Regions from separate parts of the Homo sapiens genome. Here region 1 is linked to region 2. The links are chromatin contacts, found by Hi-C or POLR2A ChIA-PET in ENCODE. All regions are on one chromosome and are shown on one strand. Each heading gives the region's core, a stretch centred on a gene start or an enhancer-like site at or near the end of the contact. The rest is flanking DNA. Distances are from core to core; before and after follow the strand shown.

Region 1 (4,007 bases), core at 1,297-3,796, 57 kb after region 2:
GAGAGAGAAATACCCTGCTACCTCCAGTTTTTCTCCCTACAGCACCTCCTAGAGATGAGGTGATGGCAGCTCACCTTCAGGATCCATTGGAAACAAAGAGAAATCTCTCCCTAATTCTCCTGACCCCAAACAGAAAGCAACCAACTATTCCATAATTTTCTTCTCTAGGAGAGATTCAGAGAGAAGAGGCCTGAAAATGCAAATTAACACACGGATGTGAATGAGTTTCAGTCAAAGCTTAAACCAGGACACAACTTTTCTTGTGTAGCGAGGAAGGCTAGGAGGCAGGATGGTGTCCTGTGCCTAAAAAGGTGAGTGTGACGTCAAGGTGGCTGAAGAGGGGTTTAAAAGGGCACCTAGGGGGACAAGCCCAGAGCCCAGCATCCCACCCTAAATGAGAACACAGGTCTCCAACTCCAGCCCAGGGTCTCCCTGTGGTCACAATGGTGTTGGGGACCTGCTGACAGTGGCACGGAAGGACTCTCGGTGGTGGTCAGAATGACCCAACATCCCAGGAGGCACCTGCCACCAGTTGGCATGAGTCCTTGGTGCTGGCCCTGGCGCTGCTGCTAATCCACCCCAGTGGACTTAGGCATGCTCCCTCACCTGTATGTCCAAGACAGCTAATTCAACAGTACTACTAACCTGGTCCCCAGAAAGGCGGCAGAGTAGGATCAACTTGGCATTAGAGGTCTCGCTTCAAATACAGGATTTCCCAATTCCAATCTTGGGCCTCAGCCACCAACCGGGAAAACCCCCCTCCAAGGGCTGTTTTGAGAATATGGAAAGCTGCCAAAGCTTTATTTCCCATCCCTTTGTAAGGTCCCCTGCAGCTCCCAACTAGAAGAGAAAGGGACCTTTTATTAGCAAGAAAAGGGCCAGGTGCAGTGACTGTCATCACGCCTGTAATCCCAGCACTTTGGGAGGCTGAGGTGGGAGGATCACTTAAGCCCAAGAGTTTGAGACCAGCCTCAACAACACAGTGTGATCTCATCTCTTCAAAACACATTTAAAAAAATTAGCCAGGTGTGGTGGCGCACGCCTGTAGTCCCAGCTACTTGGGAGGCTGAGGTGGGAAGATAGCTTGGCCCCAGGAGTTCAAGGCTGCAGTGAGCTATGATCACACCATTGCACTCCGGCCTGGACAACAAAGACCCTGTCTCTAAAAAATAAAAATAAAAAGTTTTAATTTTAAAAAAGGTTAAATACTAATGAGAAAGGTCCACATACAAATTTTCATGTCACTGCTATTTATAAGTTCTTATTAACTGAAAACACTATGCTATAAGCTATTAAAGGTAACTAAAAAATAAAAATAGCTCTTTGCCCCAAAGACAGTCTAAGTGACAGAGCTCAGTACTCACTCATCAACAACAGCCCTGAGAGAGACAAGAGATGGAAGAGATTCCAACCCCAAGAAAGGGCTGGAGGGGAGCCAGGGGAGGAGGCATGGGGGAGGGGACCTCCAAGAGGGAGCTAGGGGAGGGCAGATGGGGAGGAGAGCCCAGAAGGGAGCTGGGGGAGGGGAACATGGGGGAGGGGAGCATGGGGGAGGGGAGCTCCAAGGGGGAGCATGGGGGAGGGGAGATGGGGAGGGGAGCTCTAGGAGGGAGCTGGGGGAGGGGAGATGGGGAGGGGAGCTCCAGGAAGGAGCTGGGGGAGGGGAGCATTGGGGAGGGGAGATGGGGGAGGGGAGCTCCAAGAGTGAGCTGGGGGAGGGGAGATGGGGAGGGGAGCTCCAGGAGGGAGCTGGGGGAGGGGAGATGGGGAGGGGAGCTCCAGGAGGGAGCTGGGGGAGGGAAGATGGGGAGGGGAGCTCCAGGAGGGAGCTGGGGGAGGGCAGATGGGGAGGGGAGCTCCAGGAGGGAGCTGGGGGAGGGGAGATGGGGAGGGGAGCTCCAGGAGGGAGCTGGGGGAAAAGGGCTTGGGGAGGGTAGCTCAATGACGGGACGTGGGGATGGGGAGCTAAGGAGGAGATCTGGGAGAGGGGAGCTTGGGGAGGGGAGATGGGGGAGGGGAGATGGGGGAGGAAAGCTGGGGAAGGGGATCTGGGAGAGGGAAGCTTGGGGAGAGGATCTAGGGAGGGGAGCTGGGGGTGGGGAGATGGGGAGGAGAAATGGGAGAGGAGCTTGGGGAGGGGGATCTAGGGAGGAAATCTGGGGCAAGGGAGCTGAGGGAGGGGAACTTGGGGAGGGGATTTAGGGAGGGGAGCTGGGGGAAGGGGAGCTCAGAGAGGGGACTTCAGGGAGGGGAGATGGGAGAGGGGATTGGGGAGGGATGGTTAGGGATGGGATCTAGGGAGGGGATTTGGGGGAGGGAAGCTTGGGGAGGGGATCTGGGGGAGGGGAGTGGGGAAGAGAGATGGGGAGTCGGGGGAGGGGAACCTGGAGGGAGGGATCTGGGGAAGGGGATTTTGGGGAGGAGAACAGGTGGAGAGAGGAGCTGGTGGGGAGGGCAGTTGGGGGCAGGCATCTGGGGGAGATTTGGGGGGAAGGGAGCTGGGCGCCCACAGGAGCCGCTGTGAGGTGGGCAAGCCCCTCTTTCAGTTCCTCCTCGACAGTCAGTCTCCAGACTTCCACTCCACCCCTCCCTGCTTCCACCCAGACAGTCTGATCTGCAACTCGGCCCATGACTGCCCCCATTGGGAATCCAGCTGCTTCTAGCCTGGGAACCCTGACGTGGGCCCTGACCTGACCAATCAAAAACCCCAGGGTGATGGAGCAAATGTGTCCTGTATCTTGAGCATAACATTAAAAGTGAGGACCCAGCAGAAGTCCCCCAGCGAGGACCCAGAAATAAGGAATCTCTTTGATTCTTGCAGGCTAGTGTTTCCCTACCCACATAATCTTTAGAAATCATGTGTGCCGTAATAAAAGTGAGTATTTCCCCTCCCTTCACTCAAGCACACAGAAACATCGGAGAAAAGCTGAGCATATTTCTACCAGTTCTGCATATGAGTTTGACCAGAACACCCTGCTGTCGGTAATGAATGGTTGACCCCAATTTCTGAACACATATTTCCTTTTCCAATTAATTTTCCTTCCCCTCATGAGATAAAACAGACTATTTTTTTTTAAAGAACAATATTCCTGAAAATTTATTTACTTTTTTTAAAACTATGAGGTCAGAGTTTAAGACTGGCTCCTTGGTATGAAGGAATACATGATATTAATATAACAAAGGGCTGAATCTTCCATAAATCAACAAAACACCCAAACAAAGGCAGAACTTAATTTTTGGCAAAGAAAAAACAAAAATGTTTTTGGTGTCCATTAGTGAATACATCAGCTGAGGACTGCCATCTTGGAATCTTTTAAATGAGCAGAGCTAAAGATTTCTCATAAGCACAATTAAAGCACCCTGAATTGATACCTTTAGGGGGTTGAGTATCTGTTTCAAATCAGCAAAGTGCTTACCGCAAAAGGAACACCTTACCAAAAGCAAGATGAAAAAGTGAGGGCAGAGTGTCATGATTATTACTTTTTTTTTTAAGCAGAAGAATAGTCTGCAAGAAAATACATAAAAATGCTCAAGTTAGGCCGGGCACAGTAGCTCATGACTGTAATCCCAGTACTTCAGGAGGCCAAGCAGGAAGATGTCTTGAGGCCAGGAGTCCAAGACCAGCCTGGGCAACACAGCAAGACCTTGTCTCTATTAGAAAATAATAAGTTACCAAAAAATGCTCAAAATGGTAATGTAAGGGTGGTAGAATAATGGCAATTATTTTCCTTCTTTTCCAAGCGTTATATAATATTATTAAAGTGGCTAGACATATGTATGGATTTTAAAGCACTTCAGTTTTATGTGTTTTAGGTATAATTTCTAAAGCACTAAAAAATTGGCATATTCTTTTTTTTTTTTTTTTAAGACGGAGTTTTGCTCTGTCGCCAGGCTGGAGTGCAGTGGCGCAATCTTGGCTCACTCTGCCTCCCGGGTTCAAGCGATTCCCCCGCCTCAGCCCCCCAAGTAGCTGGGACTACAAGCACACACTACCACGCCCGGTTAAT
Region 2 (3,979 bases), core at 1,426-3,925:
CCAAAATGCTGGGATTACAGATGTGAGCTACCGCGTCTGGCCCTATCAGTTTTTTTAAAAGGTGACAATGGTATTGTGGCTATGTTAACATACTGGAGCATTTATGAATAAAATGATATATCTGAGGCCAAGCGTGGTGACTCAAACCTGTAATTCCAGCACTTTGGGAAGCCAAGGTGGGCAGATGGCTTGAGACCAGGCTGGGCAACAGTAAGACCTCATCTCTACAAAAAAATAGAAAAGATTAACCGGGTGTGGTAGCATGCGCCTGTGGTCCCAGCTACTCAGGAGGCTGAGGTAGGAGGATCACTTGAGCCTGGGAGGTCAAGGCTGCAGTGAACCGTGATCATGCCACTGTACTCCAGCATGGGAAACAGTGAGAACTTGTCTATAGTATGTATCTATCTATATCTACAGTATATACCTATAATATATATTTTTTAGATACAGGTATCTATATCTAAATCTGGGATTGGTTCCAGGATCATCAGGGGTGTGGGGAAGTGGGTGGTAGGGGTGAGATGAAAAAGAATAGTCATATATCGATAAAGGCTGAAGTTGGCTGATAAATTATATGTTTTAATTTTACATACACAAAAAGAAATTGAGTTGGAAGCCCTGCCCAGGGTATGAATAAGGTACATGGGGTGAAGATGGTGTGCAGAGATATGTGTTATTCCCAACAGATTCTCAATTTGCTATATAAGGTATGCACTACGTACCCACCAGCAGAATCACCCTGTGAAAGAACCCTCAGGTCCCTGGAGATGGGAGCTGGGGGCCCAGAGGAGACAATAGAAAAAAATCAGCTGGGTGTGGTGGCGGGTGCCTGTAGTCCCTACTACAGAGGCTGAGGTAGGCCAATTAGAGTGGGATGGAAGGGATGGGGTGTGCCACCCTGCAGGCCGGGCTCTGCCTACCTCCATGCCGTTGGGACAGCTCCTCTTGCTGTTGTTGTTTAGGTTCTCCGAGTTGAGCAGGTTTTGATCGAGCTGGGTTGGAAGCTGCCCCCACCTCCCTGCTCCCAGGCCCTCCTCCCTTTCCGTCTCCTCCACCTGCAGCAAGGAGCCGCTCCGACCTTTGGGACTCCCAAACTCTAGTTTCTTCTTCACATCCTTCTCACAGAGTCCGGAACCTTGCTGGGGCTGTCTGGCCGGCCTGTGCACCTCTGCAGGTGGAGCAGCTTCCTCCAACAGAGCCTCCCTCTCCGGATCCTCCAGGTGGACCAAGCTGCCAGTTTCATCCTCAGGGGAAGGCAGAAGGGGGTCTGAGAGTCGCCGGAAACAGCAGGGGAGGGGGGGCCCTAAGCCGGGCTGGGCGGCATCATCCAAGAAGGGCAGCTGGCTTTCCGGGGTGCCATCTGGGGTCTCTGGCAAGAAGTCGCCAGGTCCTGCAGGGTCATCCACAGGCTGCTGGAGGCTGCTGTCTGTCTGCTGACGCCACAGCTTGTTGTGCCGCTGTTTGCTGCGGGGAGAGAGGGTAGAGGAAGGTGAGGGGAGGAGGATGGTGCCTGGGGGTGCTGGGAAGAGTATGCGGTGAGCCAGTGAGGGGCTGCCCAAGGTCAGGGCGCCAGGGACGATCCATGGCTCATTCAGGTAAAGCCTCTCTCTGTTCATTTGTTCCCAAGAAACACAAGGATGAGAAACAGCACTGGCTCCTAAGTTGTCCAGGCTCGCACAGGAAGCCTGATGTGACTTTCTGCCTCTGATGACAACGGGGAAGGAACGCGGGGGCGTCTAGACTTCAATCTGTGTATCTGTGTTTAGTGATGCCTCATTGTCACGTCAGTTACACTCCATCTCTCATTTCTCTGTCAAATAAGAATAACAACGCTCTCCTACCTATATTGTAGGGAAATGAAGGGAATCAAAGTGGAGTATGTACAGATCTATACACGATAATACAACTATACACACACATAACGCACTGCAATGCATTTGGGAAGATCCTGGAAAACTAGAAAGTATTTGTTTAGGTTTAGGTCAGTTTTTAAACAATTTCTTCTACTATGATGACATTGTTTTTATAATCCCTTTTTTTTTTTTTTTTGAGATGAGGGTCTCACTCTGTGGTCCAGGCAGTGCAGTGGTGTGATCACGGTTCACAGCAGCCTCAAACTCCTGGGCTCAAGCAGTCCTCCCACTTCACCCTCCCAAGTGGGGCTACAGGCATGTGACACCATCCCTGGCTAATTTTTAAATTATTTTTTTTGTAGTGACAGGGTCTTGCTATGTTGCCCAAGCTGGTCTTGTACTCCTGGTCTCAAGCGATCCTCCTACCTCAGCCTCCCAAAGTGTTGGGATTACTGGCATGAGCCACTGCACCAAGCCCTGTAATACATTTTTAAAATGTAAGGCATAAAAAAAAAGTTTACGGTGAAATAAGGTAACTAAGTCACCCTCAAGGACCTTAAAGTAATACCAGTATCACAGGCTTGCGAGGGTTAAAAAGAGAGAGGTAAATGTAAGAGCACAGTGTGACAGAGCCATTCATCCTCTCTGCTCGGTGTGCACATCCCAGCCAGCAGCTACTCAAGGTCACTGCCACGCTGCTATGAACCTGGCCTGGAGCGCCTGGCTTAGGCTGCAGAGGGCACTGAGTGCGTGGCAGGCTCAGGGAGAGGTCAGTGAGATGCTCGCTCTTCCTCCTCCTCCTCTGGGCCTTGCCTGGGGACCTGTCCAGCCCTTCCGACAGTGAAGGAGTCCACAGTTGGCCGGCCCTGTTCTCTGGACCCTGTTTAACTCTGCTAGGGCACTCCTGCATTCCCAAACTTGGCCAAGAGGCTGGTAGACTTTGCCTGTGGCTTCCTTCCAACACCAGACTGATATCTCCCAGGGAGGCCTGCTTCTTGTACAGACTGACTGGAAAGGGAACCGGGAGAAAGTGCCGCCCAGGCTCTGGGCTTCCAACTTGAGAGCCTGGGGTACTGGAACTACGGTGAGGACCTCCCCCACCACCCCGTGTGGGTGACAGAACCGCAGGGCTTTTTGCACACAGCACCCTGACTCAGAGGCTGAGTGAGGGGCCGCGGTGTACCTCTCCCTCCTGCCGCCCACTGGCTGTGTATGGGGGATAGGTCAACCTCTCAGCGTCAGCTCCTTATCCCTGCCCTGATCCTCGTAAAAGGGGGATAACCTGTACAGAAATTTTTAGGATGGGAGTTCAGAGACTTTAAGCTACATTTATTATTTACTACAAGCCAGATGTGGAAGTATCTGTAAAGGTAAACTTGTTTAGCACTGCAAAAGGAAAACAAATCTTGGGACCCCAAACTCATTAAGCCAAAGGGAAAAGTCAAGCCGGGAAGTGGGTCACGCAAATCTGCCTCCCATTTTGATTCCTAAATAAGATGGCTACGAAGATGAAAAGCTACACACCTCCCTCATATCTTGCCCACAAGGAAATTCCTTGCGGTCCCCAAGATCTTTACCCTAAAGCTTTTCGGTTAAAATTCACCATGGCAATGTAAATTGCCCACTATCTTCATAGATTGTGGGGGGTGGGTGGGAAGGAAGACACAGGACAGAACTCAAAGTCATCCCTCTACCCATCTGACACAAATGCATATCTGATTGTTTCCTCTGCTCTATTGTCTATGTTATGCAAAAACGCAGATTCACTGAGCCAGATGAAGGCATACATGACTCTCTTCCCCCTACCCCGCTTCACATGAAAATTGTGCATTTCTCGATATCCCATCCTTTCCCCTTAAAATTTGAAGCCCTCAAAATTATCTTCAGAGAAAGGCACAGACGTGTCTCCCAGGTGTGCATCCTTAACAATGGCAAATAAACCTCCTAAAATGATTGAGACTTGCCTCGGTCATTTGGCTTGATTGACAGATAGCACTCATGCAAACCTCACAGCAGCTCTATTGGGTGGGTATTCTTTAAAAACTTTTTTTTTTTTGGAGGTGAAGTCTCACTCTGTCACCCAGGCTGGGGTGCAGTGGTATGATCTCGGAACCTCTGCCTCTTGG

The links. Hi-C counts contacts between places; a loop is a spot of excess contacts on that map. ChIA-PET counts read pairs that join two places held with the same protein, here RNA polymerase II (POLR2A). Pooled maps may share reads with other maps.
Region 1: POLR2A ChIA-PET joins it to region 2 with 10 read pairs in activated B cell. The contact joins two enhancer-like sites. A Hi-C loop is called at or near these places in 60 of 168 maps with a recorded cell type or tissue (CD14-positive monocyte, CD4-positive, alpha-beta memory T cell, CD8-positive, alpha-beta T cell and 33 more), 12 of 37 single-sample maps with no recorded cell type and 39 of 50 pooled maps. POLR2A ChIA-PET finds 5 or more read pairs at or near these places in 19 of 52 experiments (A549, AG04449, AG04450 and 16 more).

The regions. Positions count from the first base shown.
Region 1 is chr12:108,848,390-108,852,396 of GRCh38, forward strand. The region is part of intron 2 of SSH1 (slingshot protein phosphatase 1); the gene reads right to left. Among named protein-coding and RNA genes, the nearest start is that of SSH1, 7.2 kb to the right of the region's middle. RefSeq lists silencers at 2,401-2,450, 2,491-2,540, 2,551-2,620. Within about 2 kb of position 2,547, at least 21 of the 41 ENCODE cell types and tissues checked have a DNase peak (open chromatin) inside an H3K27ac peak, as active enhancers do; they include ascending aorta, gastrocnemius medialis, heart left ventricle and 3 more, where a contact is called at or near this core.
Region 2 is chr12:108,791,366-108,795,344 of GRCh38, forward strand. SSH1 (slingshot protein phosphatase 1) reads right to left here. Exons shown (of 15, transcript NM_018984.4): 14 at 921-1,464. Among named protein-coding and RNA genes, the nearest start is that of MIR619, 44 kb to the right of the region's middle. RefSeq lists enhancers at 799-1,299, 2,668-3,178. Within about 2 kb of position 2,676, at least 10 of the 41 ENCODE cell types and tissues checked have a DNase peak (open chromatin) inside an H3K27ac peak, as active enhancers do; they include ascending aorta, gastrocnemius medialis, heart left ventricle and 3 more, where a contact is called at or near this core.